2 separate regions of the Homo sapiens genome follow, and region 1 is linked to region 2. A link is a loop called in an ENCODE intact Hi-C map of the cell type or tissue named here. Cell type or tissue: IMR-90. All regions are shown on one strand. Each heading gives the region's core, and the rest is flanking DNA. Links, peaks and the distances in the headings are about the cores only.

What was found. A loop is a pair of places that touch in the nucleus more often than their neighbours do. Peaks named below come from ENCODE experiments on the same cell type or tissue, not always from the same donor. Only the 100,000 strongest peaks of a DNase experiment are listed, where the experiment ranks them.
Region 1: it touches region 2 in a loop (7-fold over the local background); 20 of 110 quality-filtered maps call a loop at or near these places.

Annotation. Positions count from the first base shown.
Region 1 is chr15:73,233,578-73,248,724 of GRCh38, forward strand. It overlaps NEO1 (neogenin 1), which reads left to right. Exons shown (of 29, transcript NM_002499.4): 8 at 2,770-2,929; 9 at 10,767-10,921. Among named protein-coding and RNA genes, the nearest start is that of MIR12135, 59 kb to the right of the region's middle. In IMR-90, for the core only: CTCF peaks have their summits at 6,426 (motif pointing left) and 7,487 (motif pointing right); a DNase peak (open chromatin) is centred at 7,494.
Region 2 is chr15:72,790,298-72,805,444 of GRCh38, forward strand. ADPGK-AS1 (ADPGK antisense RNA 1) reads left to right here. Exons shown (of 3, transcript NR_040107.1): 3 at 7,707-7,902. Among named protein-coding and RNA genes, the nearest start is that of ADPGK, 14 kb to the left of the region's middle. RefSeq lists a silencer at 6,552-6,781. In IMR-90, for the core only: a CTCF peak has its summit at 6,688 (motif pointing right); no DNase peak of the experiment used is centred there; H3K4me3 peaks cover 542 bases.

The DNA of each region.
Region 1 (15,147 bases), core at 6,318-8,817, 440 kb after region 2:
GGAGCTTATAGATTCGTGGAAGTAATACAATGTAAACATGAAAAATGGAAATAGGGTGTGCTGGATGCCGTTAAAGAGTTATAGATCTGTGCTATGGAAGTTCAGTAGGGTAACTGAGTTTTCCCTATCTAAGTGATTCTGTTATCACTCATTACTCCCATCACCTCGTCCTCCCTGCTTGCATTCCCTCCCCAGCTGCTTTCCTACTGAAATCCTTATGTTGTTACTCATTCAAGCTAGTCATAGTAAATAACATGTACGCAGAGCTTCCACATGCACTTTTCTTGTTTGGTATTTGTCTGGTTCATATCAGCTTGGGGTTTAGGTAGGGAGCATTATTATTCCTAATTTACAGATAAGGAAACTGACATCAGAGTGATTTACCCAACCTCGCATATTAGAAGAGTCAAGTTTTGAACATAAGTCTTTGTACTCGAAGTCCTGGGCTCTTTCCGGTATGCTCTGCTGCCTCTCACACAGCAAACTTTCTCTCCTCTCTAGCCAGTAGATAGTTGGGAAGAATTAAGTTTGGTGAGTTGGGTCAGAATTGGAGGCAGCTTAGTGTGTTTCTAGATGGACATGCAAATGAGGCTGCAAAGCAAGACTGTTCAGGCTACTTTTTGAATCATTTCCCAATAAGGGTTTTTAATGACTTTTAATTTTACAATAATCGGAGATCCATATTTTCATTTGCATCTCATTTATTCCATAGGTGTTGAATTGTGACTTTAAACACAGCATATTCAAAACCAAATTCATAATCTCCCCCTCAATCTGTTGTCTTCTCTGTTAATGACACCTCAGGCTCCACAGTCTCCTAAGCTAGTAACTTGGAAGTCTTTGACTCCTTCCTAACCTTTATCTCAGCATCTAATCCTATCGTTTCCAGCCTACCTCATAGGGTTATTGTGTGAGTAAACTGACAAAATATATAAAGACAAACTCTGAAAGCTGTGAATGAGAGGTATTTATTTCCTCTAAGGCAGTGCATCTGTTGATGTGTACAGTACTACAAGGCCTCAGCAACCATTCAGAGTTAATGTTTTGTAGTGTTGACACTTGCTTTAGTGAAGCATGTACTTAACGTCGGGGCTAAAACTGCATTATCTTACATTCTTATAACAATCTGCACTCTTAAAAGCACTACCAAGGGAGGAGAAAAAAAAAGGGAGCATGAGAGAGAACAAGGCTCTCTTTTGTGATTTGCACAAGAACTGGAAGTCAAGTTTTCAGACTCTGCTTGGCTATATCCAGAGGTCTTTTAAACTGAAAACCAAAGTTGATTTTATTAATACCACTCCACCACTCATTCTCTGTGACCTAGGGCAAGTGATTTAGCAATGTCAGTCTCTACATATAAGTTAGAGATAATGATTGTACCTATTTTATAGAGCTGCTGTAAGGATTGAATGATCTATATAGAGAGCCAGAGTGCCATATGTAAGGTATTCAAGAAGTGGTAGCTATTGGATTACTCTTCTCCCTTTCCACCTATCTAGAGATTTTAGGTTGGTCCTCCTTTGCCATTTCCCTGAGATAGATAATTTATTTCACGTGGCGTATTTATTTAGACTGCATCACATTACACTCTCGCAGTTCACAGACATTTCCAGGAGGTTGTTGCTCCACCACTTCATTCAAAACTAGGTTCACGGTTTTCATGTTTTCCTCTCTACATCTCTCCTACTAATTTCCCTTTTAATGTTCGAACATGATTCTGATGAAGTCTTTCAGTTAAAAATTGTGAGATTAAACTTGTACTCTCTAACTCCGAAGTGAAAGAGATTTTAGGTTCAATATTAGGAATAAAATTCTACTATCAGGACTGTTGTTTTTGTTTTTCATCAGTAGCATGGGCTGCCTTGGAAGTTATGAAGTTACCCATGGCTACCGCTATACAAAAGTGGCTTTTGACTAGCAGCTTTGCCTCGCCACTGCTTCCTTTCTCCCATCCAGTCCTTGAGGTCTGCAAGCTGTTTCAGTATACATCGCAGTGAAGAGTGTAACAAACAGATTAGCTACCTGACTTGCAATTTTTTGGCTTTGGAATTTTTGGTTCAGGATTTTATACTGTCCTAGCTAAATGAATTGACAAAACAGCAAGGTATAACTTACAATGAAGAAGTTTATCAACCTTCCCCCGCAGGATTACCAAATACAGAGGTGCAGGGTTTAATATTAGACTAAAGTTGAAGATGTGGCCCTCAATTCTCCTGCAAAGGAGCTCTGCAGTGAAGTCACAATAGCCATGAGCCTCTCAGTGTAACTAGGGTCATCCATACTATTCCATATGTTAAAGTAGAAGAAAATAGTGAAGTCTTGTCATTTGCAAGACTTTTATGCAAAGTTTGACAGATGTTGCATGCTGCTTTCAGGATTAAGAAAATTACATGGGCACTGCTGTGCCTTCTGTGAGAAGTTTTATTCTCAGCTGTCACCCTCCTTGTCCCTTGCCCATAACCATTATAGTGGCCAGAAAGTCTGCTTGCTCTACAGTGATGTGTTTTGAATAGTGCCCATTAGTTTTCAGTAGTTACCCTGGCCTGCATGTTAGCCTTCAGTTTAATGGCCTTTTTTATGTTCATTCATTTTATTTTATTTCCCATCGTGGTTTTGTTTATTTCTTTTTTGTTTTTTGTTTTTTCTGTTCTCTTTTTTAAAACCGTCGTGGTTTGCCCTTCATATTCCCCAATGTTTGCACATGACAAGATGTTGCCATCCCAACATTACCTCCCACTTCACTGACCAGTGCCACTACTGACCATCTAGCACCAGCCACAACGGGACCACTGCCTTCAGCTCCTCGGGATGTCGTGGCCTCCCTGGTCTCTACCCGCTTCATCAAATTGACGTGGCGGACACCTGCATCAGATCCTCACGGAGACAACCTTACCTACTCTGTGTTCTACACCAAGGAAGGGATTGCTAGGTAAGTGCCTGTGTGTCTGCAGCCAGTTGGCTGCCTCTTGGTCACGGCAGCCTTGTCATGCTCACCCTGGCTCTTGGTATCTGTACCAATTTTTAGTCCAGAAAATAAGATCACTGAGATGCACCTTCCCTAATTTTAGGTCATTAAATAAACTCCCAAACAGACTAAAGTCCTGGTAGTCTCTCCTTTTCTGGGATGACTTAGGGAGAGGGTAGATACAGCTATTGAGGTGGACGTATTTAAATGTAAGAAGGAGTGCCCTTTTTTCATAAGATTCAGTCAGTATAAATTCTAGAGATTAAGGTAGACTTAATTTATTAAAGTAAACTTAAATGAATATTTGCCACACCCTTATGTGGTGTGGGCTGCGGAGCTCCAGGGGTTCTCCTTGATGGAATAAGAGTAGTTAGTGATGACTTTTCCTAAAATAGCATTTTCATTACATTCCTCTTCATTTCCACCCCCTCAGGAGCTCACATTGCTCATAGGGGAAGATCTATAATGTCCAGGCTGCTTTGTGCCACAGGCTGGCTTCACTTTATCTGTCCAACTTGCTTTTCCTTTTTCCCCAATGTAACTGACTTTCTAGTGAAACCAGTCTAATCACTATAGCCTTTTTTTCCAGTGTGTCCTCTTCAGTCACTTCTTGCCCCTTTCTCAGCTGAAGGTAAATTCAGTTAATCCTTCTTGGCCCAGGTTAAGCCCCATGAAGCTCTCAAAGATCTTTACCCACCTTTTCAGCACATAGAGCATTTCCCTTGTACGTGTATTTGTATCCCTAATATTGGCACTTGATTATGGTAATATGTGATATTTTACTACCTTAAGCTGTTATTCTTCAATTATGTTCTATGTATTTGTGCTGTTTTCCCAACCAGATTATAAACTCTTTGGAAGGAACCATGCCACATGCTGACTGTTCACACATTGCCGAGTAGTAAATTCCTTCACTGTGCTCTTCCAACCAGAATAAGAAAGCTAAGATACGTGTTTTAGTAGGAGCCCTAATACATCAGCTAAAGCTTGTATTTCCATTAGCATGCTTATAGTTGATGTACATTGTAGTTAATACCAGACTGGCAAGTTTAGCAAGTGCAGGACCCTTTCTTTAATACTCTCAAGAAGTCTAAGTGGCATAATTTAACACCAACAGATGGGAGTTACCTGAATGCTATACTGTGTGTTTTGAGTTTTACAAGGGTAGAGAAACATAGTTCTATACATAAAAAAAGGTAAGACATTCCTACCAAACAGCAAGTTTCAATATCACCATTAAAATATCTTCAATAGACTTTGAAATCTCATTGAAAATCTCATAAGCTTTCACAGAAGGAAGAAACCATTTAGTAATTCTGCGTAATAAGCTTTATTTCTGCAGTAGGTTTTTTGCTCTTATTGTGCGTTCTACCAGAAATGCATTTTCCTCACATGAGTTACATCTGGCTTCTTATCTATCATCTTTAGATGACATCTCCTCAGGCCTTCCCTGAATACCAACCCAAACTTAGCCCCTCGGTGACTGTCACACAGTGGGGTATCAGAGCCAGCCTGTTCCCAAGCTAATTGTTAAATGCTCGGGAAATTTTGCAAACCTAATGACATGACTTGGCAGCTTGAAATTGGGCATGGTGGGAGTGTTTACAGTGACAAATGCTGCAAACCAGAGCCAATTGTTAAACATTCACCAGAACACCACTGCTGTCACATCACCCTATTTTTTGGTATGTGTGTGGTATTTTTTTGTTTGTTTCGCTTTTAGTTTGGGTTTTTTTTTTTTTTTTTTTTTTTTTTTTTGAGAGCACTTACTACTCTCTGAAATTTTCTCTTTTATTAGCTTATTTATTCTGTCTGTCTTGTTCAATAAAATTCTCCAGCACCTGGAACAGAGCCTGGCATTTAGTAACACTCAGTAAATATTTATTAAGTTAATACATTAATTTCAATTCGTGGAGAAATAATAGATAATTCAAGTAATCATGTTGAGATTGATTATCCATTTGGTGGGAAAAATAAAAGTTATGTCTCTGTCTTAAATTATAGATGGATTAAGAGATAAATATTTTTAAAATCTATAAATATATTAGAAGAAAATATAGAAATGATTTTTATCATTTGGAGAACAGGAAAGGGCTTTTAAAGGGAGATAGCAAATCCAGAAGCCATAACAGGAAAGAGTAACAAAGTTACAAATTATAAATAAAAGATATCCCAAGAGACAAATAATACAAGCAGATGATTCATAGTACTGGAAAGCCCATTAGAGTTAAAAAAAGGTTTTCACCATCTCAGGCGATCTTGGAAGCAAAATGATGGGGGTTTTTTTGTTTGTTTTTATTTTGTTTTGTTTTGTTTTGTTTTGGAGACAAAGGTCTCGCTGGGTCACCCAGGCTGGAGTGCAGTGGCACTATATTGGCTCACTGCAGCCTCCGCTTCCCAGGTTCCAGCGATTCTCCTGCCTCAGCCTCCCAAGTAGCTGGAATTACAGGTGCCTGCCACCATGCCTGGGTAATTTTTGTATTTTTAGTAGAGATGGGGTTTCACCGTGTTAGCCAGGCTGGTATCGGACTCCTGACCTCAGGCGATCCACTTCAGCCTCCCAAAGTGCTGGAATTACAGGCATGAGCCACTGTGCCTGGCCAAGTTATCATTTTTCATCTATAAAGCTGGCAAAAATTTTAAGTTGATAATATCCAGTGTTCAATGAGTTGACAGCTAGGAGGAAAACCACTCTAGGTTATTGGTGGCAGTATAAATTAGAATAGTCTAGGGAAGGTGATTTGGCAGAATTTTAAAATATTTTAAATATACATAGCCTTCCATCACACTTCTAGGTAACTGTCCTATAGACATACAGATATATGTATGCATTGGGCCCTCATACAAACACGTTTATTTATAGCATTGTTTGCAAGATTATAAAAGGAGACTATGTAAATATCCACTGATAGAAGAATGGGCACCTAATATACAATCGTGCATCACATAACAACGCTTCAGTCAGACAGACTGCGTATACAATGGTGATCCCATAAGATTATACCACTGTCTTTTTACTGTACCTTTTCTGTGTTTAGACACATAGACACTTGCCATTGTGTTCGCATTGCCTACAGCGTTCAGTACAGTAACATGCTGTGCAGGTTCGTAGCCTAGAAGCAATAGGCTATCCCATACAGCCTAGGTGTGTGGGATATACACCTAGCTATACCATCGAGGTTTGCATAAGTGCATTCTGTGATGTTCACACGATGAAATCACGTGATGCATTTGTCAGAACATATCCCTGTTGTTAAGCAGTGCATGACTGTATGTATACCCGTAAGTATGGTGGCAGCAGTTTTTTTTAAATGACCTGTCTGTATATTTTGATGTGTATGTAAATGCCTAAAGCAGTGATCCTCAACCAGGGACAGTTTTGCCCCCTCATCCCTCGGGATATTTGGCAATGCCTGGTACAGCGTCAGTAAGTACCAGTAGAGGTACTTACTGACATCTAGTGGATAGAGGCCAGGGATGCTGATGAACATCCTGCCATGCACAGGACAGTCCCACAACAAAGAATTATCCTGCCCAATGTCTCAGTAGTGCCAAGGTTGAGAAACCCTGGCATGGAGACTGTCTGGTGAGATATGCGTCAATATGTGCCACAGTCAGCTCTCAGGGCAGGACAGGTTTTGACAAAAGAGAATTGAGACTTATTTTTTTTTAACTGTGTGTACTTTTATATTTAAATGTTTTCAATGAGACACACTTATTTAAATTTTATGATAGATTGTGGGTTGGAGTAAGCAGGAATGATTAGTAAATTAATTTGTAGTTGGAAGAGATACAGAAGTTGAGTTGGCAGGGGCAGGTGGGCATGACTAGTGTATGTAAAGGAAGAGGAAGTGCAAGGTAAGGCCATCTGTGTGTATGCTGTGAGAAGGATGCAAAGGCAAGAAAGCTGGCCAAACTGGCCCAGAGCTTTTGGCAGAAATTAGTAAGAGATTAGAATAAAGTGGACGTTTGGAGCCAGATGCTGGAATGCCAGTGAGAATTTGGACATAATCAGATAAGAAGGGACCATTTTTGACTGTTAAGAAAGTTGTACACTGTGATTTTATTAAACAGTACTTTGGGAACACTACCCAAGATTAAAGGAGAGAAAAAATAGAGTCAGGGAGACAAAATTGGGTAGTAATTATGTTAGCCTAGATACGTGCTAGTCGTCGGCTTGGATGAAGATGAAAGCAGCGACTTGAAGTGGATAGGACAAATTTGGGAAATATTTAAAAGGAAGATTTTGGGAGACCATAATAGTTTTTTGTTGCTTCATTACTTTATGATTTCTGAATAGAGGCAATGAAGGAGAAGTTAATTTTTTTAAGTCGTAAGACTATATCCTGGCTAATTGTTACATAAACAAAACTTTCTTATTAATCTTATCGGCTTAAATTTTCTCATCTAAAAAACAAAAGTAATATATTTACTTCACAGACGTGTGGTAAGAATTCAATGTGAGAATGTATGCCACTACCTGCATTTACAAATTCACCCACTTCCTGCATTTGAAAATTCAGCCACCAGGTGGCACCATATGCCTTGGTCATGAGCTGTAATTCTTATGGGTACCTGAGTTGCCAGAGATTTCAGAGGGTCCTTCCTCTCTGCCTTTTCAGCTATGAAAATTTCATCTTTCTTAAAAAAGCAGTACTTTTCTATATTAACCATTAAGTGGGAAGTGGAAAGTAAGGTATTTCTGCTATTCATAGCACTTTAAAGTTGGATTGAAGCCTTAGAGATCTGTTAGTCTAGTCAAGGGGTTAGCAAACCATGGACCCTGTGCCAAATTGGAGCAATTATTTATTTTTATGGCCCCGGAGCTAAGAATAGTTTTTACATTTTTAAATAGTTACATTTGAAATGTTACATAGGTAACTATATAATATCCTCCATTTTGCCTCTTGGCCTATAAATATTTACTACCAGGCCCTTTAAGAAAAAGTTTGCCCACCCTGTCTCATTTTTTCGTTTAATACATAAAGAAAGTGAGGCCCAGAAAGCATTAGTGACTTTTCCTCACAAGCTAGTAGCATTGCCAGAACTAGAATTGCATCTCCTAACTTCCAGCCCAGTGCTTTCTTTCTATAAAGTGTGCCCTTTTCTTTCCCTTTTGATTCTTAGCTTTCACATTCTAACCTGAGTCCCACTGTAACCCCACACACTTAAGAGAATTGTTGTTTCAAATGCTCCTTGAATCTTATCCCAAAACCAAGGGTGGTTTTTCTGCACAGTAACTTGTTTCTGGGACCTCAGACCAATAGTGTCAGATCACCTATGACTGATTTTTTTTAATGGTAATGCTTCTATAGAAATTTGATGTGGGTATTAGTAACCTTCACTTATTTCTCCCATTTTTTCCCTTTCACATAGAAGCAAACAAAAAATATATATATGATATTAGTATACAAGATTTACATATCAGAAGGCAGATTTTCGTTTATTCATTCAATGTATGTTTGGGATGCAGCTTCCCTGTATGAGCATTCTGCTACGTGCTTCTGTCGTACACGAACATGAATGAGACAGTCTTTTACTTCAGTTTGAAGTAAAATAGTCCCCCTCCTGTGTCTTTCTAGAAGAAAACTTGTTTCAACTTTCCTGTGTGGGGTGAACAAAAGAGACCTGATCTGTACTCTCTCAGAGAGCCTTTAGTTTAGTGTAAAATACAATACAGTTGACTCCCCAGAACTTAACCACTAGTAGCCTACTGTTGACTGGAAGCCTTGCCAATAACATCAACAGTCTGTTAGTACATATTTTTATGTTATATGTATTATATACGGTATTCTTGCAGTAAAGTAAGCTAGAGAAAAAATGTTATTAAAAAAATCATAAGGGACCAGGTGTGGTGGTTCATGCCTATAGTCTCAGCACTTTGGGAGGCTGAGGCGGGTGGATCGCCTGAGGCCAGGAGTTTGAGACCAGCCTGGCCAACATGGCAAAACTTTGTCTCTACTAAAAATACAAAAATTAGCCGGGCGTGGTGGTGTGCACCTGTAGTCCCAGCTACGTACTGGAGGCCAGGGCACAAGAATCCCTTGGACCCAGGAGGTGGAGGCTTCAGTGAGCCAAGATCACACCAGAGCACTCCAGCCTGGGTGACAGAGTGAGACCCTGTCTCAAAACAAACAAACAAAAAAATCTTAAGAGAAACTATTTATTGTACATTAAGTGAAAGTAGATGATCCTAAAGGTCTTCACCTTCAGGTTGAGTAGACTGAAAAGGAGGAAGAAGAAGAAAAGGGGTTGGTCTTATTGTCTCAGGAGTAGCAGAGGCAGAAGAGGTGGAGGAAATGGAAGCAGGGCAGGAAAGGCAGGCGCACTCGGTGTAACTTCTGTTGAAAAATATCCGCTTATACGTGGACCTACACAGTTCAAACCTGTCTTGTTCAAGCATCAGCTGTACTTCCCTTTAAGACAGGGATCATCCATGATCAGACCAAGTGTCAGAAACCTTAAATTGTAAGAAATCAGTTGATCCTTCCTTATAAATCCTGTGATTGAGAGATTTAGCCGAAGAGAAAATAGTATTAGGTATCTCAAGTATCTCTGAAAAATAATTTTTGTTACTACAGTATTCTTTTCCAGGGGACCTAGCTGATTATAGAGAAAAAATCCTCTGTAAATATTGTGTGGGTACTATTGTTGGATTTTTTAATTAAAATAAAGTAACTTAAAAGAACTATAGAAAATTACCAAAAAGCACTTCTCTGCAGTGCAAATGCTCACAATCAGACAAATTGGCATATGGTCATGTAGACCTACACAAATTTTAATCTGCAATTTGAAGGCAAATTATCAGTATTTTAAAGTAAGAATTTTAATTCAATAAATTAGAATAATTTCTTCAATGGAGTAGTTTGAGGCTCTTTAATTACTTTCTCAAGACAGGTATAGCTGTTTCCTCACATGAATGACAGTTCCTAAAAGCCAACTGTTTGTCTAAAACAAATTCCTTCACAATATTTGTTGAAAACTCTTGATTATGCAGTCTGGTTTTCATTCTAGTGAGTACAGTAGACTGAGCATGTTTGTGGACCTGTGTTGGTCACACAGACCCCAAGACAGAACCTGGAAGCCACCTTTAGTAAAGAACCTAGATAACTGGTTTTAAGCTTTCATCTCATGATATTAAATACTAGACCGCTGGATTTGAGTTGTTTGTGATAAAGTTTGTCAAACATTTCATATCATTTCATATCAGCTTCAAAATCAATGAAGTGTTAATTTTAAGAAATTATAAAAATCAGTATTGTAATCAGTTTATTTTATAGACTGGGTTACACTTAGGATTTATTTAAATGTTTTATGTTTTTATTTCCAATTTTAAAAGATGATAACCTCTAGCATTCTTTTTATTGAGAGTCTCTTAGCCAAAATATACACAGCATTCTTTGATATTTTCTGTGAAATATCATTAGGTCATACCAATATCCACCTTCCATCAATTTCCCTAAAACTCAGTGATTTCTAAAGCCTAGAAAGTTGATGACTAGCTGCCCCATTTGAAATGGCATTGAGAAGAGCCCTGTGTCTTCTCTGAAAGGAAGTTGTGATTATGGTCAGCGATATCAGTAACATTTCAGCAAGAACATCACTGATTTGTCAGATACGTATGCCCTTGCTCTTTTGCCAGTCCCCATCTTCTTTGCACTGTCCTACCCCCAAAAGCTTCATTGTTTGAGAGCTAATTTGACTTACACTGATAGATTTTTATGTGGAGTGGAAAATGAAACTGTACATTCTGGAAGTATTCCTAATTAATGCTATCTCTCTCCAAATCCTTTGTCTAAAGGGAACGTGTTGAGAATACCAGTCACCCAGGAGAGATGCAAGTAACCATTCAAAACCTAATGCCAGCGACCGTGTACATCTTTAGAGTTATGGCTCAAAATAAGCATGGCTCAGGAGAGAGTTCAGCTCCACTGCGAGTAGAAACACAACCTGAGGGTAAGTCTTCCACCTGTCTGTCAGCACCCCCTAGAGGTAGACCTCTCTGAAGTTCTACCTTTGTTTAGCCTTGCACACCATAGGGGAGCAGAAGATAACAGTTCCTTACTTTCGGGGTCCTTATCAATTAGGGGAGGCAAAATTAATTTACATCAAAAAACAGCAAGTAGGGCTGGGTGTAGTGGCTCATGCCTGTAATCCAAGCACTTTGGGAGGCCGAGGCAAGCAGATCACCTGAGGTCAGGTTTTTTAGACCAGCCTGGCCAACATGGTGAAACCCCATCTCTACTAAAAATACAAAAATTAGCCGGGTATGGTAGTGGGTGCCTGTAATCCCAGCTACTCGGGAGAATAGCTGAGGCAGGAGAATCACCTGAACCCAAGAGGTGGAGGTTGCAGTGAGCTGAGATTGCACCACTGTACTCCAGTCTGGGTGACAGAGTGAGACTCTGTCTCAAAAAAAAAAAAAAAAAAAAAAAAAAAAACAACAGCAAATAGTATAAGACAATATACTTCTGTTGGTGCTTTTCTACGTGTTCATATTTTACTGACCCTTTAAGACTTAGCTCAGATGCCTTCTAGAATCTTTCCTCTGATTCTAATATTGTTATCTCCACAGTCTAAGATATTTATCACGTTTTTCCTTCAGTTATGATTATGAACTTACCTTGCTGATTTTGTAGCAAAGACAGAGCCTTTGTCATCCTTACATTTCCCACAGTGTCTAATGTAATGCCTTGCACATGAAGAAGGTATTTAATAATTGTTCTTAACTGGATTGTCTGTCTTTAGGCATACCATGCTCTTTAGAATCTCCTTGAGGCTTTATTTTGGACCTGTGGTCTTTCGTGCTAAATAGGGTTACTTCTAATTACATTTCTAAGATTTTCAGTGACGTGAGTGTCAATCAGGTTTATTTATATTATAAATGTGTTGTATATCTTAAGTTTGGATTGTAAACTAACTATAGGACCGAAATTACAAGCAGCCAGATCTTAATAAATGCTTTTCCTACTTGAGGCTTTTGTCTAGACTTTTGCTTTCTTTTAACACAAATTACTGTTTTTCCTCAGTGTATTCTTTTTTTTTTTTTTGAGGCGGAGTCTCGCTCTGTCGCCCAGGCTGGAGTGCAGTGGCACAGTCTCTGCTCACTGCAAGCTCTGCCTCCTGGGTTCACGCCATTCTCTTGCCTCAGCCTCCTGAGTAGCTGGGACTACAGGTGCCTGCCACCATGCCTAGCTAATTTTTTTTTTTTTGTATTTTTAGTAGAGACGGGGTTTCACTGTGTTAGCTAGGATGGTCTCAATCTCCTGACCTCGTGATCCGCCCGCCTCGGCCTCGCAAAGTGCTGGGATTACAAGCATGAGCCATCGCACCCGGCCACCTCAGTGTATTCTTCAGTCTAATTTTATTATTAACAGCATTAGTTTTTCTGTATTAAAAACCTCCAGTAATAATAAAATATTTTACTTTGGGTAGAGAGTATTTTAGATATATTTGTAGAGGCTACTGACCAGGCAGCTGAACAGAATAAATGACTTTACCAGTGGAACTATAGAAATAATTTAAGAACTTTACCTGACGGGTAGAATAAGTGAAGAAGCTGTAGAACTTCACTTTCTAATGCTATGGCATATCATTCACCTGTCAAATATTTATTGAGTATCCCCTATACTGGGTAATGTGCAAGATACTGGAGATGCAAGGATGAACAAGCTTGGTCTTCTTCCCTTAAAGAAGGAGCAGGCAAGGTAGGAGACCTTTCATCATTTCAGTGACAGAGATTGAAGATAAGAATCAAACCCAGGCAAGAACAAGAGGGCCATCACAGAGTCAGGGGGTTGATTTAAGGGAAGAGTGTGTTCTCATTACAGGCAGAATGTTGAATTTTACAGTTACCTATGTTCAGACAAGAGCAGGAATACTCTATTAGGTTTCAAGCTCAGTTACCCTTCATCAGCTTTCATATAGAGGCATCATTCATGAGAGATACTAGGATACAGAATAGAGAAAACTTACTGTAAAAGATAGAAAAGTCAAGGCAGGATCCTAGGGAAAGATGAGACCTGAGGCTGGCCTTGAGGCATTTGACTTAGAGCAAGCATTTTGTGGGAAGGAATTTGCATGACCCAAATCCCAGAAATAGAATCTAACAGTGCACATGCAAGGTAAGTCATGACAAAAATGAAGGAAATGCAAGGGTCCTATCCTGAGGCTGTGAACCTTCTGAAACTGCATGAAAATAAATATTTGTGTCTGTACATATTCACATTTCCCTTGGAAAGGATCTGTAGTTTTCATTGTCATTTCAGAGCTCATACATCAGATTGTTGAGAACCACTGCGAGGGTCATTGTCAAATTTAGAGATGAAAGAAAAGGGGTGAAGAAGAGTGGATTTATTGAGTGCCCACCATGTGTCAGCCACTGTGTTAGGCAGTCAGGATGTAAAGATGAGTAAGACTTGACTTCTGTCCACAAGGAGCTTACGGTCTGGTACCATAGACAACAGTGTGATGTGTTATCACCTTAAGGAAAATAGGCAGCATAACCATTTATTCAAGGAGTTTGGCTAAAAGAAAATAGTTGTAAGAATGTAGGTAGAAAAGGCAACAGGTTCTGGTGAGGGTATTTTAGGGATGGAGAAGAGACTATAACATGTTTTGGCAAAAGAGAAGCAGTTTCTGAAGAGAGATTTGGATTTCATCTGGAGGTGTTCAGCTTGTGTGGGGGAGGCATAAATGTTGGAACCAGCCCTTGGAAAATATTTTACATATTTAGTTTCACAAACCAACTTAACATTTTTTCCATTTATTATGCCACTGTACAGCTGAAATGAAAGAATTCATTAGCACCTTTTTTAGGATCATATTTGCCTACACTTGGCCAATGAATATATTGAAAATGATTTCAAGAGAATTTAGGGACTGTTTTGTTTTTCTTCTCCTTTAATAAGTTAGAGGAAAGTTTTCCATAGCAGCAGAAGTGTGACAAATCCCACCTGTCAGGCTGCACAAAATATGCCCTTAACTGAAGTGAATAACGTGATTCATAACTAAAGCAAACAACTGTTAGAGTAACCATATTCAGATTTCTCTACTTTGATAGCAAAATTAATCTTAAGCTGTGGTGCTGTTATTCAGGAAAGCCAGTGTGTTTTACATTTTGTTAGCTTTTTTTCCCTTCCCAGTTTTTAAATCTAATGAATGTCTATTACAGAAACACTAGTGCCAGAGAAATTGTTTTCAAATATAGAATGTCTACCAAAGTGTAGGCATAGACAGCCACACAGGATTTGTGTATAAATTGGAACTGGAACCTGTCAGTCAGACAAAAATAATACAGTAAAAGGGTAGGTGTGTGAGCCATTGTAGGAGATAGAGCCAGCTAGACACTTAAGCAGTCAGCCAGTGATCCAGTCTTCCAGTCACATACATCCTATCGTGGGTATTGTAGTAATCTCCTTACGGGTCTTCTTGAGCCCACGTTTTAGAATCAGCAAGTACTCGACTCCTGGGTCCACCGCTAGCTAACTTTCCCATCACTTGGGAAAGATTGTTAACTTCATAACCTCACCTGTAAATGAGGGTGATAATATTCATCTCACTTGGTTTAGTGCAAAGATTATATGAGAAAATACATGTCAAGTATTTAGTGCTTGACTGACTGTAACCATTCAATAAATGGTAGCTGTTTTACAATTATTATTATTTTATCTAGTCTTGTTCTTTTACTGTTTTTCTTCCATGCATGTGTTCACATGTCCTTTCTAAACACAGATCTGATCATATCATGCTCCTGCTCATAATTTTTCAGTAGTCACCTAACACCTACTAGAGAAAATGTGAGCTTCAATAGCAGGACATTAGAGGGTTCTTCACTATCTGACTAGTCATTGTTTTCAACATTCTCTCTCCCATATCCACTCTGTTTCAACCAAGCTGAACCACTTAACACTGTCTTTTTGTATATTCTCCCTATTGACCCCATTGACTGGAATGATTTTCCCCTTGGTATCTGAGGAAAGTGTTCATTTTGCTTGACTCCAAGAATTCTTCATCAAAGGGGTTTCCCTCCCAAACCCCTCCCAAAGCAGAATTGTGTGCTCTCATCTTTCTGTTTTTGTTATAACCGTTACCTAAATCTGTTAGCACTTACGACATTTTTTGTAACTGTTTATATGTCTGACTTTCCTGCTAGACTGGGAGTTCTTTGTGGGCAGGATTCT
Region 2 (15,147 bases), core at 5,402-7,901:
ATCCCTTTAGTCACACCCAACCCCCATCCTCTACCATTCCTAGACCCTGGCAGCCACTAATCTGCTTTGCATCACTGTAATTTTGTCATTCTGAGAAATGTTATAAATGGAATCATACAGTATGTGATCTTTTGAGAGCATAATACCCTTGAGATGCATCCAACACTGTTGCATGTGTCAATAGTTCATTTTTGTTATTTATTTTTATTTTTTGACTGAGTAATGTTCTGTGGTATGGAAAGATCACAGTTAGCTTAGTCATTCACTCATTGAAGGAGAACTCCCCAACAATTGCTCTGGACATGCTGGAATTTTTTTTTTCTGTTCTTTGTTCATTCTTGCTCATGGTGTGTTACAAATATCATAATTCTCCTTTTTCTCTGTGACCTTGTCTCTCAGTCTCCCATCAAGGAGTGATGTCTATTTCTCCACTTCTTGAATCTGGGCTGGCCTTGCCAATAGAATATGGCAGAAGTGACATCGTTCCATTTCTGAGTCAAAGCCTGAGTTGTTGCCAGTTTTGGGCAATTGGTTGTTGCCAGTTTTGGGCAATTGCAAATAAAGCTGCAATAAACAATCATGTACAGAGTATTGGGTGCACATATTTCATATCTCTGAGAGAAACGCCCAGGAATACAATTGCTGGGTTTTATGTTTAGTTTTCTTTTACATCCCCACAGGCAGCATATGAGAGATCCAGTTTCTTCACATCCTCACCAGCACTTGATATTGTCACTAATTTAGGTTTTGTTCTAATGGGTGTATAGTGACATCTGTTTGTGGTCTTAGTTTACATTGCCCTAATGGCTAGTAGTGTTGAGCATCTCTTCATGTATTTATTTGCCATCCATATATCTTCCTCAGTGAAGTGTCTCTTCAGGTTTTTTTTTTTCTTTTTTGAGACAGAGGCTCGCCCTGTTGCCCAGGCTGGAGTGCAGTGGTGTGATCTCGGCTCACTGCAACCTCTGCCTCCTGGGTTCAAGCGATTCTCCAGCCTCAGCCTTCCAAGTAGCTGGGACTATCTGTGCGCACCACCACACCCGGCTAATTTTTGTATTTTTTAGTAGAGACGGGGTTTCATCATGTTGGCCAGTCTGGTCTTGAACTCCTGACCTCAAGTGATCCGCCTGCCTCCGCCTCCCAAAGTGCTGGGATTATAGGCATGAGCTACCGTGGCTGGCTGTCTCTTCAAGCCTTTTGCCCATTTTATAATTGAATTGTTTGTTTTTTGTTATTGAATTTTGAGACTATATATCATATATTATAGATAAAAGTCCTTTGCCAGATACATGGTATGCAATATTTTCTTCCAGTCTTTTCATCCTCTTAATAGAGCCTTTCACAGAATAAAAGTTTTTCTTCTTGATGAAGTGTAATGTGTTGATTATTTTTTCTTCTATAGATTGTGCTAGTTTATTGCTTTTTGTTGCTGAATAGTATTCCATTGTATGGATATACCATTATTTGTTTATCTATTCATTTGTTGATGGACATTGGGTTCTTTCTAGTTTTTGACTATTACAAATAAAGTTGCTATGAGCATTTGTTTACAGGTCTTTTTGTAGGCTTTAATTGCTCTTGGGAAATATCTAGGAATGGAATACCTGAATCATGTAACAGATGTATGTTCCACTTTTTAACAAACTATCAAATTGTTTTCCAAAGTGGTTGTACCGTTTTATATACCTACCAGCATTCTATTAGAGTTCTAGTTCTTCTGTTTGCTTGCCAAGACTTGGTACGGTAAGTCTTTTAAATTTAGCCATTCTAATAAATATGTAGGTATATCTTTGTCTTAATTTTTATTTTCCTAATGACTAATGATGTTGAGCATCTTTTCATATCTTCATTGGTCAAGTATCTGTTCATATCTTTTGCCCATTTTTATTAGATTGTTTTTTTCTTATTACTGAATTAAAAAAATACTCTGGATGCGAGTCCTTTATAAGACCTGTGATTTGCAAATATTTTCTTGTCTGTCTTTTCATTCCCTTACCTGTTATATTGGATTAGTGGCCACCCTACTGACCTCATTTAAACTTAGTTACCTTTTTAAAGACTGTACAGTCACATTTTGAGGTACTAGGGATTAGGACTTCAATATATGAATTTTGAAGGGAATACAGTTCAGCCCATAACACTCCCCAACAATTGCTCTGGACATGCTGGAATTTTTTTTTTCTGTTCTTTGTTCATTCTTGCTCATGGTGTGTTACAAGTATCATAATTCTCCTTTTCTCTGTGACCTTGTCTCTCAGTCTCCCATCAAGGAGTGATGTCTGTTTCTCCACTTCTTGAATCTGGGCTGGCCTTGCCAATAGCATATGGCAGAAGTGACATCGTTCCATTTCTGAGTCAAAGCCTGAGGAGGCCTTGCATGCTTCTACTCTCTCTTGCAACCCTGCACTGCCACATATCAACAAGACTTATCAACAAGCCTGGGATAGCCTGCTAGATGATGAAAGAAATATGGCCCGCTTGCTCCCATCACTCCAGCTGATAGCCAGGCAACCCTAAGAAGCAAAGTCACCTAGCTGATTAGTAGCTGACCACTGACACAAAAGTAAGATCATCTGAGACCAGAAGACAGCCCATCTGAGCTCAGCCCAAATTACTGACCCACAAAGTAATAATAAATAAATGGTTATTATTTTTATGTCACTGAATTTTGAAGTGGTTTATTATTGAACAAAAGCTACCTGATACCCATCTTTTTTTTTTTTTTTTTTGATATGGAGTCTCCCACTGTTGCCCAGGCTGGAGTGCAATGGCGTGATCTCGGCTGACTCCACCCTCCGCCTCCTGGGTTCACGCAATTCTTCTGTCTCAGCCTCCTGAGTAGCTGGGATTACAGGCGCCCACCACCACACTGGCTAATTTTTTGTATTTTCAGTAGAGACGGGGTTTCACTATGTTGGCCAGACTGGTCTTGAACTTCTGACCTCATGATCCGCCCACCTCAACCTCCTAAAGTGTTGGGATTACAGGCATGAGCCACCGCACCAGGCCTACCCTTCCTAAGAGTCTTTGCTCTGGCTCTTACTTTCATCTGGAATACTCTGTGACTTGATCTTTGCATGCCTGGCTGCTTTATGTCATTCATATCTCTGCTCAAATACAATTTCCTCAAAAAGGGCTACACTGACCAATCAATATAATAAGCCTGTAGGTCTCTACGGCTTCTCCCTATTTATTTGTTTATTTTTAGAGATGAGGTCTCACTCTGTTACCCAGGCTGGAGTGCAGTGGCATCATCATAGCTCACTGCAGCCTCAAACTCCAAACACTTGGGCTCAAGCAATCCTCCCTCCTCAGCCTTCTGAATAGCTGGGACTACAGGTGCATGCCACCTTGACTGGCTAATGTTTTTTTTTTAATTTTTTTTTAGAGAAGGGGGTCTCACTATGTTGCCCACACTAGTCTTGAACCCCTGGCCTCAAGCAATCTCCTACCTCAGCCTCCTGGGTAGCTGGGATTACAGGTGTGAGCCACAATGCCCAGCCATTTTTTTTTTTCTTACACAGAAAAGCTCCAATATTCACTTAGATACTGCAGAAGGAAAAGAGAGGCTGAAAGGGTTGGATCAAGGAAGTAGGAAAGGGAATTTCTGGGGCATTTCCTTCCCCCAATCCCAGAATAGCCACAGAAATCACAGTCACCAAGAGCTGCTGCTTCTGAATAACATGACAGTGATGGTAAATTTTCCAAAATGTTGATTGTAACAGAGTTTGCCACATGACCAAACTGGTGGATCATAGAGTGGACAGACATCAGGAGCTCTGGAAAAAAAATTGCTACTCAGTACCTACTCAAGTTGTAATGGGGAGAGAAATGGACTGATATGCCGGATTTTTGTTGCAGAGAGCTGGCAAACTTGCAGTAAGTAACTAGCTGCATTCAAACTGACTGACGCACATAGATGGAGCCCTGAAATCCATAGCTCCGTTGAAGAGGCAGCAGAATTTATCTACTCCGACCCAGGTTTGCGGAATTTATCAACTCCAACCCAGGTGCTAGGCTGCTTGTGGTAGGGAGTGAAGCCATCATGCTGATGGATTTGGTGGTGACAAAGCAGGCTGTCAGGAAGAAGTAGGTCCCCCAGATTCTCCCGGGCAAGGGGACAACACTGGAAACTACATGTGGTAGTTTCCAGTATGTTAGGCTTTTCCTTCTGAAACTTGGCAAAGTAGAATTTGCTGAAAAGTAAGCAGTACAGCTTGTTTTTAATTTCGTTTCTCAAGAAAACCCAGCTAAGTCTCATCATGACTGTTTACTCTTGTTTCTTTTGGGAAATTAACTTCTTAATATAACTTTGACTAAAGATATGTAGATTTGTGGTATGAAAAGAAAATCTATCTGTTGGATGATGTTCCCAGTGAAGTACTATCCATTTGTTATTTTAAAAGTTATTCTCTTTTGTTCTAAACAGTAAATAGTGCCAAAACTAAGAAAAACATGTATTATAGTTTCAACGTCAGGCTGACTTGCCTGCAGATCTGTTCGCAATAGACTGTAATGCCCCTTTAAAGAAAGATTTAGAAATAAATTATTAAAAGTATTAATTCATTTAAAAAAATGTAAGCATGAATGGGGACAAGCTGGGGAGAATGATTTGTCTGCTCTTTCTGGGAGGGTGGCGAGCAACATCCATGAGAAACCTGCAGGCCTTGCCACTGCTGCTGAGAGCCAGTGACCCCAAGGGCTGACCACTTGGGATGTTAGCTGCTTCTAGTCCAGGCACTGTGGTCTGGGCCTGTGGTATAAAGAAGGGCTATTGCCATAAAAGGAGATAGACACAACCAGCTTCAGTTCATCCTGCTTCCTGTCTCAGAATTTTTTTTTTTTTTTTTTGAGATGGAGTTTTGCTCTTGTTGCCCAGGCTGGAGTGCAATGAATAGCGTGATCTTGGCTCACTGCAACCTCTGCCTCCCAGGTTCAAGCGATTCTCCTGCCTCAGCCTCCCAAGTAGCTGGGATTACAGGCACCTGCCACCACGCCCAGCTAATTTTTGTATTTTTAGTAGAGACGGGGTTTCACCACATTGGCCAGGCTGGTCTCAAACTCCTGACCTCGTGATCTGCCCACCTTGGCCTCCCAACAGAATTTTTTTAAAAAAGAAATATGGTATGTCTTTGGAAACCCGAGATTCAAATCTTAGCACCCTATATCCCCACCACCACTACCATTAACAGTGCAGTTTGGAGCAAGTTGCTTAATCTTTTCCAGCCCAGTTTCCCATTTGTAAAATGGAAAGAATGACATCCATATAATGTAGTTGCTGGAGGATTCATTATTTTATTATTCAACAATTGTTTATTGAGTGCCAGACATTAGTCTAGTCACTAAGACAGACAAGGTCCATGTTCTCATGGAATTCATATTCTAACAGGGTAAGGTCACAACAAATAAATAATAAACAAATGAAAAATATCAGATATTGATAAGTTTTAGACAGAAAATAAAATAGGGAGCTGGGCATGGTGGCTCCTTTCTAATCCCAAAATGAGAGAATTGCTTAAGCTCAGGAGTTCGAGACCAAACTGGGCAACAGGGCAAAACCTCGTTTCTACAAAAATACAAAAATTAGCTGTCCCAGCTACTTAGAAGGCTGAGGTGGGAGGATCATTTGAGCGCGGGAGGTCAAGGCTGCAGTGAGCTTGATCACACCACTGCACTTGATCAGCGTGGGTGACAGAGTGAGACCTTGTCAAACAAAACAAAACAACAAAACAAACACAAAACAATACAGATTCACTGTATAATATTATTTAGAAAATGCAGAAAGGTACAAATACTTATTTTATAATAACTCTTAATCTTAATATTCAAGTTTTTGGTGTATATCTTTGCAGAGTTTTAAAAAAATGTGTGCACACACATGCGTCTTCACAGAAATGGAACTTTGTTATTGTATATGCTGCATTGTAACCTGCTTATTTGCTTAACAATAGAATGGCGTCTTTAATATATCCAAACTTTTTACCCAGAATGATTTTTCATGGCTGCGTAGAATACCATTTATTTAACCAAGCGGTAGAGAGTTAGACTATTCACAAGTTTTGCTATTATGAACAACTAGGGAGAAGCACTTACACAGCAAAATCTGCTGAGTTTCTGAATTGTCTCCTTAGTATAGACCACGCAAGTGAAACTATCAGATCCCAGGGCGCTCCCGTGCGGTTGTCAGATTTCCCTCCTGTAAAGTGGATGAGTAACCCCACCCCACATGCACTCCCGTCCACACAGCTCTTGAAAGGCCAAACCAGGCGACGCTGTGGCCCAGAGAGAACCAGAAGAGAGGGTGCGTGGGGTGCACGGCAAGCCATTGAGTCTGTGGCCACACCTAGGCGGAGAGAGACGAGCTCGGGTGAGGGTGGGCCGCGGGATCCACAGACTCCTCTTCGTGCGGTGGATGCATCAGGCTCCGTCTCTGAACCTCGGTTTCCCCATCTGCAGAATGGGGATGGGATCTCCTGGTGATGGGGATCTGTGGACGCGGCGCCCTCGGGGGTGCACAGAACTAAGGCCGGCCTGCAGCAGCGACCTCGGGGGCTGGTGGGGACGGAAGACCGGACCTCCTGGCCCGAAGGCTGGGCGCAGCCCCCGCCCGCCCGCCTCTTCCCGCCGGCGCCTCCCCGGGGTGGCAGTGTGGGGAGAGTGGCTTGGCGCCCGCAGGGGGCGCCGCGAGCCCACCGCGAGAGCGGCCGCGGCGCGGGGTGGGTGCCGAACGGGCTGCGCGCCGCGCTGCTCCCGACCCGCGGGTCAAGTCTGGCGCCTGGGAGGTCCTTGAATTCCGCGGGATTTGTTTTTCCGCAAAACCAAAAACGCCATCCACTTAACAGATCCGTGCTAGGAGGCCCTGGCTCAGTCCTTCCACCAAACACCTCGGCCCAGCCGCGGCTGTACGGCTCCCAGGCTCCCAGTGTTTCCTCCACGCTTTCAAACCTCAGCGCTGAGGTGACCGCCTCCGGGCAGCCTTCCCGGACTACCCCAGGACTTGGGGGCGTGGCTCCACAGCGGGCCTAGTTCCGCCCGTGTGCTGGCCTCTTCCACGACCGGCAGTCTTTGAGGATGGGGCTTGGCCTCCATCCCCTTGAACCCCTCAGCGTCGCACCCCAGAGCCACTCTGACCCCTGGCCAATGATTATAAGTGAGGGAGCCACCTCTTCTCCCTGCGTGGCACAGGCCAGGGTCCGCAGGAAGGGGCCTTGCTCATCCCCAATCTTAAGCTCCGCTGAGATGAAGGAACCAAGAGCAGGCTTGGCACTGGGAGGGCGGCTGTCCCAGTGGCGGGGAGGGGAGCTCTGGATCTGTGGGGGAGTTTGTGCAGCGTGTCAGCGGGGGGTGGGGTGGGGGGGGTGGGGGCCTGTGGATGCCCGCAGGTGTTTGTGTTTGTGCATGTGTAAGTCTCTGTGTGTATATATTTGTGGGAAAGCATCTTCTAAATTAAGAATATATTTGTGTAGGGTAAATGGTCAAGTCAAATAGAAAGTGACTTCAATACTTGTTACTTGATGGTATAAATACAATAGCCAAGGAATTCAGTCCAGAAGCTCACATTTGAGGGTTAGGGATTGGTGCTGTATTTGTTACAACAGGCGTCTAACCTTGGTCAAATCTCTTCCTCATAGTCTTCATTGTCTCTGGTTTGTTTGTTTGTTTTTCTGGTTTGTTAAATGATCCTTTTTTTTTTTTCCCCGAGACAGGGTCTCACTTTGTCTCCCAGGCTGGAGTGCAGTGGCGCAATCACCACTCACTGCAGCCTCACCTACCGGGCTCAAGTGATCATCCCACCTCAGCCTCTCCAGTAGCTGCGACCACAGGCACGTGCCACTAAATGATTATTTTTTCAAGGGAGAAATCATGCCTGTCATACAAATAAAAAATGAACAAGTGTAAAAGATTTTATTTAACTCATTAGTTAATGAAGTTAAAAACTGATTCAAAGGACAACACAAAGGCCAGATACACACACTGGCATCAGAAATAATGAAATAAGTTTGTTAATTGATACAAAACTGGCTTCATCCACAGTGTGTGTGTGTGTGTGTGTGTGTGTGTGTGTGTGTGTGTTTGGCGGGGGGTGGGGTGGGGGGTGGGGGATCACTTGCATCTCCACCTGACAAAACTTGTTTGCATTGCCATGGACAATAATAATTTGTATTATTTTCAGTTTTCTACAGTTTACAGATTCAAAGACAATGAAAAATGGAGACTACCATAGAATGACATAACCTGGAAGGGCACACCAGGCCTGCATTCCATAGGGTACATTTTCTCCCCATTTCAAAAGTCTTTCACAATTTTTCCTGGCCACTTATACAACAGGCTTGAGTTGCATAAAGGTTTTTCAAACTTTTTAGTGGCGGAACTCTCTTTCTAAGTGAAATGTAACAGCAAACCCTAATATCTATCTATATATCTAATAGATAGATACTTTATTTTTTAATTTTTAATTTTCTATTTTTTGAGATAGGATCTCACTCTGTCGCCCAGGTTGGAGTGCAGTGGCATGATCTCAGCTGACTGCAGCCTTGACCTCCCCAAACTCAGATGATCCTCCCACCTTAGCCTGCCAGGTAGCTGGGAGTACAGGTGCATGGCACCACACCCAGAAATAATTTTTGTATTTTTTGTGGAGATGGCGTTTCGCCATGTGGCCTAGGCTGGCCTAGAACTCCTGAGTTCAAGCTATCTGCCCACCTTGGCCTCCCAAAGTGCTGGAATTACAGGCGTAAGCCACTGCACTTGACCCGAATATATTTTTTTTAACATCTCAGAGGGTTAAAATAATGTATTATACAGTTAATATATGCTTACCGTAAAGATGTCAAATAGTACAGAAAGTTAAGTGAAACATTTGTTTCCCTTCCCTTGCCCTTTCTCCCTGTCCCCTTCTCATTCTCCAGAGCCACCTACTTTAACAGTTTCTTATGTACCCGATAGACACTCTATGGATATATACAAACATATACATATATTTTTTGAGACAGGGTCTGGCTCTGTCACCCAGGCTGGAGTGTAGTGGCCCAATCTCCGCTCATTGCAACCTCTACCTCCTGGGCTCAAGCTATCCTTCCACCTCAGCCTCCCGAGTAGTTGGGATTACAGGTACACACCACCGCACCTGGCTAATTTTTGGGGTTTCACCATGTTGCCTAGGCTGGTCTAGAACTCCTGGGCTCAAGTGATCCTCCCAAAGTGATGAGATTACAGGCGTGAGCTGCTGCACATAGCAAACACACACACACACATACACACACACAAAGACACACATACACACGCGCGCTCGCGCGCACACACACACACACACACACACACATATATATATATATATTTTTTTTTTTTTTTGAGATGGAGTCTTGCTCTGTCGCCCAGGCTGGAGTGCAATGGTGTGATCTCGGCTCACTGCAGTCTCCACTTCCCTGGTTCAAGCAATTCTCCTGCCTCAGCCTCCTGAGTAGCTGAGATTACAGGCACCCACCACCACGCCTGGCTAATTTTTTGTATTTTTAGTAGCGATGGGGTTTCACCATATTGGCCAGGCTGATCTCGAACTCCTGACCTCAAGTGATCCACCCACCTTGGTCTCCCAAAGTGCTGGGATTATAGGCATGAGCCACCACGCCCAGCTGCAAACATATATTTTTAAAAACACAAACAGGATAAAATACATTGTGGATATCTTCTGATGTCAGAACATAGAGGTCCACCTCAGCATTTTAAGTGATTAAGAGTGTTCCATGGTATGGCTGCCCCTTAACTTATTTGGCTAGGCTTCTATTAACAGACTTTTTTTAGTTGTTTCTAATTTTATGGTAATATAAACAAATGCTACAATGAACCTCCTTAATCAGTATTGTGTGTGTGTGTGTGTGTGTGTGTGTGTTTGTGTAAACTTTTTAGGAGTGGAATCATTAGGTTTAAGGGTAGCTGCATTTAACATTTTGATATATCTTGCTGAGCTCTCTTCCCTGGAATTGCAATCATTTACTTTTTCTGCTACATGCTGTATCTTTACACCCCCGCCTACGTTGTGTATTATCAAACTTCTAAATCTTAGCCAGTCTGATAGAGGGAAAATGACACCTCATAATTTCAGTGTACTTTTCTACAATTATCTCTAGCTGTTACAATATTCCCTTTGGTGGGAAATTGCTTCATTATTTTCTGTGACTTCCCTTTGCAGAAAAACTCACGCGGCATAGTTCGAAAACCCTTGATCTTGACAGATTCCCTGAGCTCTCATATTCCAGGAGGCAGATTCTCTGCAAGTGTGTGTTTGTCTCCGCTCTGTGTCAGTGTGTAGCTTGTGTGCCACCTCTGTGTGTGTGATGTGTGTCTGACTGCCGATGTTCATGTTAGTGAGTGTTTACCTTTCCCTTCCTTGAGGATCAGAGACCTACTCAGGAGAGCCCAGGTTACCAAGAAGTTTACTGTAGGATACAGAGATCTCTCCCAGTTGGGAAAAGAAGAGCAACTGGATTTTCTGTAACCAAGAACTGCATATGGGAAAGGGATAGAGGACAGAGGCTGCCTTCTCTCTGCGGACCCATAAACTTGCCCATGGGCCGAAGCCAGCCACCCTGGTCTGACTCTGCATGCCTTTCAGCTGAAGGAACAATTGCTGCCTGCAACAGTCATTCAGTTTCCCAAGGAATCAACCTCTCTGTGTGACTGGGGAAAAGGAAACAGACATCAAGAGGTCTGCTGGCAGGGGCTGATGCAAGGATTGTAAATCTCTGCTTCATCACATGTGCATTATTTGGGAAGTGGCTGGAAGTTCAATTCATGCATCTACTGGCAGTGCATCTAGGGGAAAGAGCGGGAACACAGGAAGAGGAACAGGCTGTTTCATCCTTAATTCTGCCACTTACTGGCTATGTGTCCAAGGGCAAGCTGCTTAATTTTTCTGTACCTCATTCCCTTATCTGTAAATCAAGGGAAACAACGCCCACATCATGAAGTCATTGTGATGAGTAAATTAAACAATACGTATCATGGATCTTAATAAGCGTCTCAGTCAACACAGAAGTTCCCTCTCTTAAGGGTGACGTTTTGATAATGACACCTTTTCAAAATGAGGATCTCAAAGAACATCCCCAAACATTAGAGGAGGAGGGAGTCTTTTTTCCTTTAGTGTGTCCATTCAGCAGCAGCCTTGTGCCTGTGTACCACCGTGAGAATGGCAAAGTCCAGTCCTGCCTGCCCTCCTGTGCCACTCACGGCCACACGTTTTTAATTTTCACCACACTCATGCAATCTCCTGCACACATCGTGATACTTCGTGCCTCCGTACCTTTGCTTGTGCAGCTCCTGCAGCCTGGAATGTTCTCTCCCACTCCACTGTACCTGGCAAATGCTCACTTATACCTCAAAACATATCAGGACAAAGGACATAGTATTTAGTCTAACACATCTGGCTGTTTGCCTGGAAGAGAACCAGAGTGAACCCCTATCTCTAGCCATATACAAAGATAAAATTCCAGAGGGATTAAGGGCTTAAAAATGTAAAAAATAAAATGTTAACTATCTGTCAAGACAAGCCACAATGCAACATTAGCGTGTACCTGCCAGAGTAGCTAAAATGCAAACGTCAGATGATAGAAAGTATTGGGGTGGGTGTAGAGCAGCTAGAAGTCTCTTACATTACTGGTGAGAGTGTAATTGATAACGGCCACTTTGGATGACTGGCAATATCCACAAAAGCTGAACATACACGTTCTCTATGACCCAAAAATTACACTCTTGGGTAAATACTCAACAGAAATGCAGACATAAATTCACCAAAGAAAGTTTGCAAGAATGTTCATAGCAGCACTATTTGTAATAGCCCCAAATTGGAAGCAACCCAAACGTCTATCAACAGTAAAACATAAAGTGTGGTATGTTACATACAGGACTGCTGCACAGCAACGAGAATGAATGAACTACATGAATTCATCTCACAAACATAATGCTGAGTCAAAGAAGCTAGATACAAAAGAGTACACATGGATATTTCATTTAAATAATGTTCAAACACTAACCTACGATGTTAGAAGTCAGGGTAGAGGTTAATCTTTGAGGACGGTTGTGACTGGCAAGGGGGTGTGAACTGAAGGAATGTCTAGGGTACTGGTAAGATTCTGTTTCCTGATTTCAGTCCTGGCTACATGAGTGTGTTCACCTCGTGAAAATTTATTGATCCATAAAAAGATGTGCATTATTTCATACATATATCTCAATAAAAATTTTGGCAAGGAGGCATCATATAATCTAAGGTTAGAATACCTTCTCAACCAAGGTTGGAAACCTAGAAGATGAAAAAGGTATTTTTGCATATATATACATATACATACACACACATATATATAGCATTTTTGTGGGAAAAGATACTGTAAGCAATGTCAAAAGACAAGCAGACTTGGAAAAAGTGTAATGCAGATGATGGACAAAGGCTAATACCTATAGTATGCAAAAAACTCTTATAAATTGATGCGAAAAGACAAACAATCCAATAATGAAATAGGCAAAATGATATGAGTAGGTGATTCAAAGAAGAAAAATATCCAACTGATGGAAAGATGCTCAGATTCATTAGAATTCAGTTGAATGCAAATTAAAGTAGTAATAAGATACTCATTTATGCTCTTCAGGCTGGCAAAATTAAAAAGAGTTTCTATAGGTATTGTGTGTGAGGTTGTGGGGAGCATGCTCTCATTCATTGCTGGTGGAGATGTAAATTATTACAGCCTTTTTGCAATCAATCTGGAAAAATCCATTAGAATTAAAAATACATATATCCTTTGACCTAGTGATCCCACTCCTGGGAATCTATTCCACAGAAATAGAAGGATCCACCTAAGGGTCCATGTAGAAGGGTGGTTATTGCAGCATTGATTGCAGAGGTGCATTCGTGGTGTGCATGCATGCACACACATGCACACACACAGAAAACAAAGCCTGTGCCTCTCAGCAGGGAAATGGTATAAATGGTGGTACTTTCCCTTGAGGCTCACAGTCTAGAGGGCTGGGGTAAACTCTTGCTGGTTCACAGGAGGTCTTCACATCTGGAGGGGGTGGTCTGGGAGTGGGGTGGGCAGAGTCATGGATGATGAGAAGCCCTCTTCCTCCTAGCCTGAGCTAGTAGCATTGATTCCAGAGCAGGCTTTGGAGAAGTGACTATTTAGAGTTCAGACATTCCCATGTCCCCTCTTGGCGGGACTCAGTTCCTATCCCTCCAGTATCAAAGAAGTGACATCAACAAAGGATCACAGAGGTAGCTCTTATTGACACCCACTGCGGGTCTCATTTAAAATGGCTTTCTTAAGCCAAAGGCAGGCAAATATCTCTACTAACTGAAGAACAAAGGAGACATGGAATCAATTGCAAATAATTATTTCTAAAAATCATGCCTCTCTTCTGAAGTTTGTGTTTGTCATATCTCTGTCTACCTAAAAATTGCTCTCTCTTAGGTGAATTAAAATATAGAGTCAATTCCCTAACATTCGGTCAGTTGTTGGGCAGCCCTGGCCTAGCTTAGGAAGGTAGCCCTAAGCAGGCCTTTAACACTAAGTGAAAGCCCCCGTAGCATATGTATAAATATTTAAAATCATAAACTAGGCCAATAAACTATTAGATAAAAAGTTCCATCTTTCTGTCTTGAAAAATATGCCCTCTTAAGATCAAAATTTTTAAAAAGTATAGCACTACGATTTTTATATGAACAAAAATTGGTAAAATAGTAAAGATGACAGAATTTAATTATGTGTGCATCTATTTGGATATTCTGTTGATGGGCTGGTGATGTTTTGGTAAGTTATAAAGTCAGCATATACCAAATTTATATTGTAAATCATTCAAATTATTATTTATCTTTTCATTAGATTTGTTTTTCTTACCTTCCTTATTGCAAAATTACCTAATTATGTTGTTATAATCAAGATTTTTGCACAATTTGTGTTTTATTGATGATGACGCCAAATTAGACTACCTTTTTTGAGTTGTAATTCTTAGATAATTAAAAAAATTAATTTCAATTTGGAGAAAGTTTCAGGAATAAATGGAATTTTCATTAAAATCTTAAAACGATGTTTACATTTGGAAATGAACCATGAATTTTACATATCCTGTTCAAATACTTTAGTAGAGTTGTGTTAGGTAAACTGTAATTATTGCAGAAAATACTACAAAATATTTTAACTTCATAATAGAAATTTCTATCATACTGCAATTTTTGCTATCTTTTAAGGTAATAGTTTATGCACTAACATGAAGAATAGCTTCGTACATATTACATCTACACTTATACCTCTACTGATTTGAAGGTAAAATAAAGTGTTCATATTGCACACATGTTCCTCAGCCACTGTACAACAATCAATACCACACTAATTCATGAGACCTCCTGAACCACGAACTGGAGCACAAAGAGAAACATGAAAATGGACGTGTGGCCCTACTGGGAAATGGTATTTCACTGTGCAAGAAACGATTGCGTTCTTGCTATCAGAGATAAAGGATTTGACAAGCTAATAAATTTGTCTTTTCCCTTACCTAAGTGCTTCCGCCACTCAAATCCTCCCTGTTCTCTGAAGCAGTGTCTGTCTCCAATATTGGCGGAAGCACAACCCAGAAACCTCCGTGACGTTCAGACATGGTTGCTTTCTGTTTTGAGGACACAGGGCAAAAGGTGAGGAGCCGCATTTCCCTGGGACCTGACCGGTGTTGTCATTGGAACTGACGTTTCTGTTGCCAGCAGCGCTATGCCAGCGCTGAGCACTCGATCCCATGTGCTCCATAACCAATACATTTTATGGGTGTTTGTGATATATGCAACCTTTTCAAGTAGGGCTTCTTAGTTTCTAATTATTAGTTTTTAATTTCCCAACCCAATACAGATCAATTATTTGATTCAATAATTCACTAGAAATAATTCACTAGAAAAATGAAATTAAAAAAAATCTATATGAGGACCTGTGGGGTGACTCACGCCTGTCCCAGTACTTTGGGAGGCTGAGGTGGGTGGATGATTTGAGGTCAGGAGTTTGAGACCAGCCTGGCCAATATGGTGAAACCCCATCTCTACTAAAAATACAAAAATTAGCCAGGCGTGGTGGTGGGTTCCTGTAATCACAGCTACTCGGGAGGCTGAGGTAGGAGAAA